Linked DNA regions of Homo sapiens: region 1 is linked to region 2. Evidence: chromatin contacts called from ENCODE Hi-C or POLR2A ChIA-PET data. All regions are on one chromosome and are shown on one strand. The core of a region is the stretch at or near the end of the contact, and the rest is flanking DNA. Distances in the headings are between cores, read along the strand shown.

Region 1 (4,594 bases), core at 2,026-4,525, 62 kb before region 2:
AGCAAACCTCGTCCACAAATTCCAGATAATTGCAATGAAAGGATAATATTTTGGATATGTTGGATTAAACAGTTTATTAAAATTAATTTCATCTGTTTCTTTTATTTTTTCTAATGTAGCTAGTAGAAAACTTTAAATGACGTATGTGGCTGGCATTCTACTTCCACTGGACAGAGGTACAAGGGGGTTCAGGAAGGCCTGATATTTCAGGACAACAGAAATGCTTTTCTTGGTGAAGATGCAGAGGTAGAGTTTGGCATTTGGGGTATGGAGGGAAGATGGATACCTGTGGAAGGAGGGGAAGAAGCAGAACTGGCCAGAGAGAGGCTGAACTGCCAGGCAAACCTGAGGCCATCTCGCCAACCCAACAGGGAGCAATGGAGAGGCCATTAGAATTGTCCCATGATGGGTCCAGATGGCCCCACCTTTCTGCCCTTCACACCCTGGAAGAACAGTCACGGGAAGAGGGTCTGACAGGATGTACCCTTACGCTGGGCATCTCTCCATGAGGAGCTGCAGCTAATGATGCTCCCAGCAGCAGGGGCGACAGTCCTCCCTCAGAGGGGGCCCAGGCCAAGGCATCCCCCTCCTCTCTAGAGTTCCACCTTCTTGCCTGCGGGACTCGAACCTGCCCTCAACGGCCCCTGAGGTTCTAGCAGCCTTTAGGGCACAGCACGACCACTTGGGAACACTGCAGTCAACCAATACCTGCAACAAAGTTCTTAAAACCAGCTGCAGTGAGTCACCTCATTAAAATCAGGCAATGCTTCCAGCACACGGAGAGGAGATATTCCCCAAGCACCACCTGCCTGGTGACCAGAATATACCATACTCGTCAAACTTCAGGGGAAACAGCAAATGAGGACACAGCGCACTGAGAAGCACGTGCTGAGTACAACACACACAAAAATAATCAATGCATTAGCTTCTAGTGAACCAGGTTAACAACTTCTGGCCCCCAAACACTTTTATAGAAAAGACTGGAGAGTAAAACGAATATGGTGACTGACAAACTGGACAAAGACTCATAGCACAGAGGCGACCAAAGCCCCTATCCTACCTTTGCCACTGGGGAACCTGAGGCCCAGGGTTGCGCCAGGTATGGACCCAGCCTCCTGCCTGGTGCCCTCCCAGCCTGGTGGCTCCTCCTGTTGCAACCGGGCTCTGGGGAGCGACAAATCACCCACAGTTGGTCTCTGCCACACAGCGGCTTATCACAGGCTGTGCACGGACAGTGACACCCAGAGAGGCTTAGGTCCCTAGGACAAGGGAAAGGTATCCAAGAAGTTATGTGAGGGGACAACACGTCTCATAAAAATGCCACTTTTTTTTCACATCATCTTCTTTTGAAAACAGAACAGAAGGGAATGTCTTATCTGATGTCGACAGCAGACAATTCAATGGAGACAGACTTCCCTCCCCAATCTCAGTAAAGAGGTGGTTATTTTACGGAAAGAAAAAGGACACCAGAAACAGAAGAAAGACACATCTCCATTTACTTGAAAAGAAAAAAGCTGAAAAGAACCTTTGCAATAAAAAAGTGTTATAATTTTAGGCATGCAAACCTGTGCGTTCACACCTTTCCCTACGGCAGCCCTTTCTCCCAGGTTCCAGGAGTAGAGCCCAGGGCGCATGTCTGAGTTTGTCTCTGGATACTAGTGTCAAACACCTGGCCACCCGTGAGCACAGCTCACGGAGGAGGCAGAGCAACAGGACAAACGGGTATCTGAAGATATCATTCAACAGCCTAGAATCACACTGGTCCTTAAAGGAGAAAGCCTTCCAGTTTCCTCGGCTCAGCTTTTCCCAAACTTCATGCACCACCTTTGTGGCTTCTGCCACATTCAAAGACCACCTAAACTATCACCTACTTCAACTCTCTTCAACTTTAAATTCTTTCAAATCTTAAGTTTATCCTAAGTATTAATATTTATGAACTCACACCTTTGGTGTCTTTTTAATACACATTAAAACATATACAAATAATCAACAAACATGACATGTAATTTAGGAATTTTGGAAACACTCATCATATCAAGCTACATTTTGTACAACTATTGAGCAGCTGGAAAAATAGCCACAAATCCAACCACCATCTCTTTATTCTCAATGTCACCTTTTTTTTTGGTTTGTTGTTTTTGTTTTTTCGAGACAGGATCTCACTCTGTCACCCAGGCTGGAGTGCAGTGGTACGATCGTGGCTCACTGCACCCTCAACTTCCCAAGCTCCAGCGATCATCCCACCTCAGCCTCCCATGTACCTGGGACCATAGGTGTCTGCCTCCATGCCTCGCTGATTTTTGTATGTTTGGAAGAGTCAGGGCTTTGCCATGTTGCCTAGGCTGGTGTCGAACTCCTGAGCTCAAGTGATCCATTTGCCTCGGCCTCCCTAAGTGCTAGAATTACACGCGTGCTCCACTGCGCCCAGCCTCAACAAAGTTTAGATTCTAAACCAAAGGTCTCAGAAAATATTCAAAATTAGTTATTTGGTCTTGTGTGATTTTCTTTCTTTTATTTTTCTCGTTCATTCCCTCCTGGTGTACTTGGTCCATTATTCCTCTTAATACAGTCTCTTTAAAAAGCAAAAGACCTTCCTTTTAGGGGTCAAATGCACATGACTATTCATTAACTGTCGCACAGAACCAAAAAGGACCTAAAAGAACACTGCTTGACTTTTTGAACAGCCTGGTAAAAACTATCAAATCAAGGAAACCAAAGACTTCAGTGGTGGGAAGTGTTTAAAGAGATTTAAAGGTATAATCTGATCACAGCTATTAAAAGAGAAACTACACTGCCAAAAAGGGCTCTTCCCAGTGGCTGAGATTTACTTTATCAGATAATGCACCTTCACTAATTACATTTCGTTATACAGTTTATGCATTTAGCAAAGAAGAAAAAATGCTTCACACATACAATTAAATCAATCCATTGAGGCCTTTCCCTTAAGGTAAGGGAACATTTTCAGCTTTTCTGTTCGGAAGATTTTAATGCCTGATGGCAGGAGTGGGGGTGGATCTCAGAGGCGTTTTTAGGATGATTATCCAAACAACCTGAAAGAGTCCGTCCAGGCCCAGATGCTTCAGGTGCCAGAATGCAGTCACAGCTGAATGCCCAGCTGGGCCTGAGTGCTGCTAATGAAGCTGATGACAACTTTTAGGTGATGTCCCTGCAGGCTGTGGACCTCAGATAGGACAGGCCCCAAGGCACCCAGGCCCTGCCTCCCTGACCAGCTAACAGTCAGGGTCTGGTGAAGCCAGTGGGCTCCTGGCCAACACAGGAAGGGAGGGGTCAATAAAAAGGTTGTGCGACAGCAGGGGAAAGCTGAACAGAATGCCAACCCGCTGGGAGGCTCTGCCAGGAGCCAGCCCCAGCCATGAATACACGGGGTCTCCAGCCTCTCAGCTGGCCAGGCTCAGCACTGGGGTGAGGCAAGCATTTGGATTTAGGAATGCACATTCCATGTGGTAACAGCTATCCTGACCAGCCACCCCTGACCTGACTCTCCAGATGAGCCGGGGCACACCTGCCAAGCCCACCTGCTGGTGATGGGGCGCACTCATGGGGCGCACTCATGCCGTTTGCAGAGACCAGAATTCTGTCCTCCAGTGTCAGCAGTGTTGTTGCCACACTTTCTTCCATACGCTTCCTTCTAACTATTATCACATCACTTAAATATCACACAAATCGATGAAATGGGAGTTTTAATAATAGTAACTATAATGACATCATTTGATTAAACATTATACACACTGACTAAATAAGAATTTAAATAAGAGGACTTTTTCCTATGAAAATTAAGTTGAATGTTTTGGTAAGTCTCAATGAAACAAGCTGCTTTAAAAAACAAAAAATGTAAGTACGTGTGGGTAAGACAATTTTAAAGATGGAGCAGCAGCCGGGTGCAGGGACACACACCTGTAATCCCAGCACTTTGAGGGGCTAAGGATCACTTCAGCCCAAGAATTTGAGACCAGCCTAGGCAACAAAGTAAAACCCTGTCTCTACAAAGAAGTAAAAAAGTAACCAGGCATGGTGGTACATGCCTGTGGCCCAGCTACTCTAGGAGCACTTGAGCCCAGGAGATCCAGGGTGCAGGGAGCTGTCTGTGCCACTGCAATGCAGCCTGGGTAACAGAGTGAGATTCTATCTTTAAAAAAAAAAAAAAGGAAGAAGAAGAAGAAAGAAGAAAGAAGAAAGAAGAAAGAAGAAAGAAGAAGAAGAAGAAGAAGAAGAAGAAGAAGAAGAAGAAGAAGAAGAAGAAGAAGAAGAAGAAGAAGAAGAAGAAGAAGAAGAAAAAAGATGGAGCAATCGGGGAGTCTGACAGCAACTCTCGTGCTGCTTCTCATTCACGTTCTAAAAGGAGTCTCAGGCAGAATGTCTGCTTGCCTGCCCCCAACACCAGGAGCTCCCGCAGCCGAGCTGGTCCTGTTCACATGTGTAGCCTCACTCAGAGCTGGGCACACGCTGAGCACACAGTAGGTCCTCCTTTGTGGGGCTGAAGTCAGTGTGATGCACACAACGGCCTGCCAGAGCAGGAAGACTCTAAGGGCAGCTGCTGTGGCATTCCAAATGGAGGGGTGACTTCTAGCCAAGG
Region 2 (4,548 bases), core at 109-2,608:
AAAAGAATAATATTTTCACTCATGTATCTCAACAACTTCCTGGAGAGGAAGGCAAAGGGCAGATTCTCTGGCTGGCGCAAAGGTTACATGGTCAGGAGGGACCCAGGAGCCACTGAGCAGAGGCAGGCAGGGTGGGAGGCCCAGGGAGCTTATCACCTACCTCCAGCTCAGATGCCTTTGCCCAGCTGCCCACCCCATGGCAAATCCTAACAGGGAAATCAAGGCAGGAATGGGGGAGGACGCGCATGGATTGACTGATTGATTGATTGACTGATTTTTAATGATAGGGTCTCACTCTGTTGCCCAGGTTGGAGGGTAGTGGTGCAATCATGGCTCACTGCAGCCTCAACCTCCTAGGCTCAAGCAATCCTCTCACCTCAGCCTCCTGAGCAGCTGGGACCATAGGCAGCACCAACACACCTGGGTGTTTTGTTTTTTCGTAGAGATGGGGGTCTCCCTATGTTACCCAGGCTGGTCTTGAACTCCTAGCTTCAAGCAATCCTCCCACTTCGGTCTCCCAAAGTGTTGGGATCACAGGTGTGAGCCAATGCACCTGGCCAATTTTCTTATTCTTATGTCAGCAAAACCAGTGTTTCCCAACCTTGGTATTCTCCCCTGAAAGTTAAAAAACAGATACTCAAAGAAAACTCCCAAACTCCCAAACAAGATGCAGCCATCTGCCCAGCATTCTGCTGATGCAGCAACAGATCAAGAAGTGAGTGACAAGACCACCAATGTGGACAATGACCATCACCACACACACACACATTCACACACACACACATTCACACACGCATTCACATTCACACATACGCATTCACACACACATCCATTCACACACATTCACACCTCACACATTCACACAGTCACACACGCATTCACACACGCATTCACACACTCACAATCACCTTTACACACACATTCACACCCACACATACACATTCACACATTCACACACATCCACATACTCATTCACACTCACATTCACACACATTCACATACACACACACATTCACACACATCCACACTCATACATTCACACACACATTCACACACACTCACACAAATACGCACACTGAATCTCACAAGCATGTTCTATAGGAACAAAATCCACAGTTTGGGGAAATTACATGGGTTTTTCTCCCCACCCTACAAATAGAAGAACTGCCAGGGGAACTCTCTTGAATGCGGAATTGTCAAAAAGATTTATATATAGAAGTTTCCAGGAGATTTTCTCTTGGCCAGAAAACAAGTGAGTAATTTCCCTGGGCCCAGCATAGGTTAATAATCAAAGAAGTTCGTTAGGAACTGCCCTGAGCTCAGGCTGCCAGGCAGTTAGTCATAAAGAGCTAGGTGGAATTTGCCTACTCAGGCAATGGGAGGAGTGAGGGAGAGTCACATCCCCACAGAGAAGCCGGTTTCCTAGAACACTTGAGGGCCAGGAGCTGGCTGAGCCCCCTGCGGCTCCTGGCTGCCCCCCTCCCTGAGGGCCTGGCTCAGACCCCAGGGAACCAGGTGTCCTTGCTCACCGAGAGGGCGGGCCCCTCTGGGCACACAGGTAGACACACCTCTAGATAATTACACCAGCTCCCACCGAAACAGAATCGTGCACCAGAGTAATCCTTGGTGAGTGTGGATCAGAGGCTGAGGGGGTCACAGAGCTCATCTGACCTGGGGCTCTCAGTCTCGGGATGACGAAGACTCAGGGCTGCCCCAGGCATTGCGGGATCTTGGGCAGCATCCCTCACCTCCACCTGCCACGTGCCAGTAACAACCATGACACCCCAAAGTTGTAACAAACCGAAAATTGCCCCAGACATGGCCAAATGTCCTCTTGGGGGCTACAATGCTTGCACGCCATACACCGCCGCCCCCCGCCCCCCCACCCAGCACCTTGTTGAAAACTGATCTTGGCCAAACATCCGGATTTACAGACAGGGAAACTGAGGCCAGAGGTCACAAGGAGAGGCACACTGGCTCTGCTCCCTTGGATTTTGCGACCTTCTAAGGTGGTCTTCAGTCTGCACCTCTTTCTGAGGCTTCTCCTTTCCCTCCTCAGCCTCACTCCTATAGCCTCCCACCCCCCTCATCAGTACAAGACACTTCACAGCCCAAGAGACACAGAGGGCAAATGCTCTTTCTTAAGGACAGCTGCTATCCCATCACTGCCAGAAGCCTGCTGAACTTAAGCCCAAAGTGGACACTCTCACACTGCCGGCGGGAGAGTAAAATCAACCAATTTGGAAAACAGCAGGCAGTTTACATAAAAGTTAATTATATACCCAGCACATCTCCCAGCCACTCCACTCCTAGGTATCTACCCAAGAGAAATGAAAGCACGTGCCCATATGAAGACTTGCACGTGAATGTTCACAGCACCTCTATTTGTAAAAGCCAAGAACTGGAAACAACTCCATCAATATCCATCCACAGGATAAAAACACTGTAGTAAATCCATACAATGGAACATTACTCAGCAATGAAAAAGAAAAAGCTATGGATATATGTAACAACTTGAATGACCCTAAAAATCATCATGCTGACTGAATGAAGCCAGTCAAAGAAGGGGTCCTTTACTGCAGTGGTCCCTAACCTTCTTGGCATCAGGGACCGGTTTCGTGGAAGACAATTTTCCCACTGAAGGGAGGCAGGGGGATGGTTTCATGATGATTCAAATGCATTACATTTATTGTGCACCTTATTTCTATCATTACTGCATTGTAATATATAATGAAAAAAATTCTACAACTCACCATAACGTAGAATCAGTGGGAGCCCTGAGCTTGTTTTCCTGCAACTAGAGGGTCCCAGCTGGGGGGGACAGGAGACAGTGACAGATCATCAGGCATCAGAGTCTCATAAGGAGCGCCAAATCTAGATCCCTCATATGTGCTGTTCACAGCAGGGTTTGTGCGCTTATGAGAATCTAATGCCGCCGCTGATCTGACAGGAAGTGGAGCTCAGGGGGTAACACAAGGCAAAGGGAGTGGCTGTAAATACAGATGAAGCTTCACTTGCTGGCCCGTCACTCACCTCCTGCTGTGTGGCCTGGTTCCTAATAGGCCCAGTACTGGTCCATGGCCCAGAGGCTGGGGACCCCCTTTTTAATGCATGATCTTATTTCTATTTTATTCTGGAAAATGCAAACTAATCCACAGTGACAGACAGCAGATGGGTGCAAGCAGACGGACAGAGGTGATGCAGGTTGCAAACGGGCATGAGGAAGTGTTGGGGTCGGGGAATGGTTGCCTTCCATACCTCAGTTGTAGCTACAGGGGTCAAAACTCATCAAATGGTAAACTTTCAAGAGTTGGAGTTTACTTTATGTAAACCACACCTCTGGCCGGGCGTGGTGGCTCACACCTGTAATCCCAACATTTTGGGAGGCTGAGGAGGGTGGATCACTTGAGGTCAGGAGTTCGAGACCAGCCTGGCCAACATGGTGAAACCGTCTCTACTAAAAATACAAAAATTAGCCGGGCGTGGTTGTGGATGTCTGTAATCCCAGTTACTCAAGAGGCTGAGGAAGGAGAATTGCTTGAACCCAGGAACCTGGGAGGCAGAGGTTACAGTGAGCAGAGATCGCACCACTGCACTCCAGCCTGGGTGACAGAGCCAGACTCCATCTCAAGTTTAAAAAACAACAACAACAGAAAAAACACTTCTCTAAACAGATAGACAAAAATCAAGTAAGTGTAGAAAAAGCATTCCAACTATAAAACCCACCATTAATTTTCACGGTAACTATAAGTAATCGTTCACATCACATGAGTTCACACCACCCTCTAGGTAAATCTGGTTCAAGCAGGTGAGGGTGGCTGCAGGTGAGCACACACCCCACACGGCTAGGATGCCAGTGAGTGGGAAGCAGATAGCGCAGCCACCACCACGCCCCCGACTAAAGTGGTGGAGTTTGGCGACACACTCGGCATCCCGCCCGTGCACTGGATTCTGCCACTTCCGGCTCTGCCACCTTCCTCTGTGTAACCCTGGGCAAATCGCTTTGATGCACAGAGCATCCCTTTCTCCCTCTTTTGCTAATTACAGCACAGGGGGAAAGTAACTTCTATTTACATGTATAAAAAGTTAACTGCCCACTAACATCTCCATTATTAAAATGTCACAGAATTTGTGTGGCTTAAATGTAAGCTGTATTTTCAGCTAGCCAGGATTAAAGGTGCTGCAGATTTCCTAAACGCAGGTGAATTTTCAAAGGCATGCCGTTTGGAAATCCTCCCTCCTCCCGGACTTCGGGACCTGTAATCGCAGGCAGTCAGCTTGCCTCCGTGCCTCCTCCTCATGTAATCAAAACCGTCAGTCAGCATCCCAGCCGCCACCAACTCTCAGCGAGGGAATAAAAGTGAACCAACAGCTGTTATTTTCTTTATAACCTTGATGAGTAAAAAACCGAGCGTGAATGTGAGTTTCAAATCACAAACCGAGATCTGCAGGAGAGCTGCGAACTGCGGAGAGAATTCCCCAAGTACTTCTGCAGACTTATGGGCTGATTTCTGAAGTTTCCTTTTCTACTTTACTAAAACATCAAAA

The links. Hi-C counts contacts between places; a loop is a spot of excess contacts on that map. ChIA-PET counts read pairs that join two places held with the same protein, here RNA polymerase II (POLR2A). Pooled maps may share reads with other maps.
Region 1: a loop to region 2 is called in a map of posterior cingulate gyrus, with 2.5 times the contacts of the local background. The contact joins two enhancer-like sites. A Hi-C loop is called at or near these places in 5 of 168 maps with a recorded cell type or tissue (IMR-90, heart left ventricle, heart right ventricle and 2 more), 2 of 37 single-sample maps with no recorded cell type and 5 of 50 pooled maps. POLR2A ChIA-PET finds 5 or more read pairs at or near these places in 2 of 52 experiments (A549 and A673).

What each region holds. Positions count from the first base shown.
Region 1 is chr2:235,572,677-235,577,270 of GRCh38, reverse strand. The region is part of intron 1 of AGAP1 (ArfGAP with GTPase domain, ankyrin repeat and PH domain 1); the gene reads right to left. Among named protein-coding and RNA genes, the nearest start is that of TNRC17, 57 kb to the right of the region's middle. Within about 2 kb of position 3,275, at least 2 of the 41 ENCODE cell types and tissues checked have a DNase peak (open chromatin) inside an H3K27ac peak, as active enhancers do.
Region 2 is chr2:235,508,326-235,512,873 of GRCh38, reverse strand. All of the region lies in intron 1 of AGAP1 (ArfGAP with GTPase domain, ankyrin repeat and PH domain 1), which reads right to left. Among named protein-coding and RNA genes, the nearest start is that of AGAP1-IT1, 4.8 kb to the right of the region's middle. Within about 2 kb of position 1,358, at least 8 of the 41 ENCODE cell types and tissues checked have a DNase peak (open chromatin) inside an H3K27ac peak, as active enhancers do.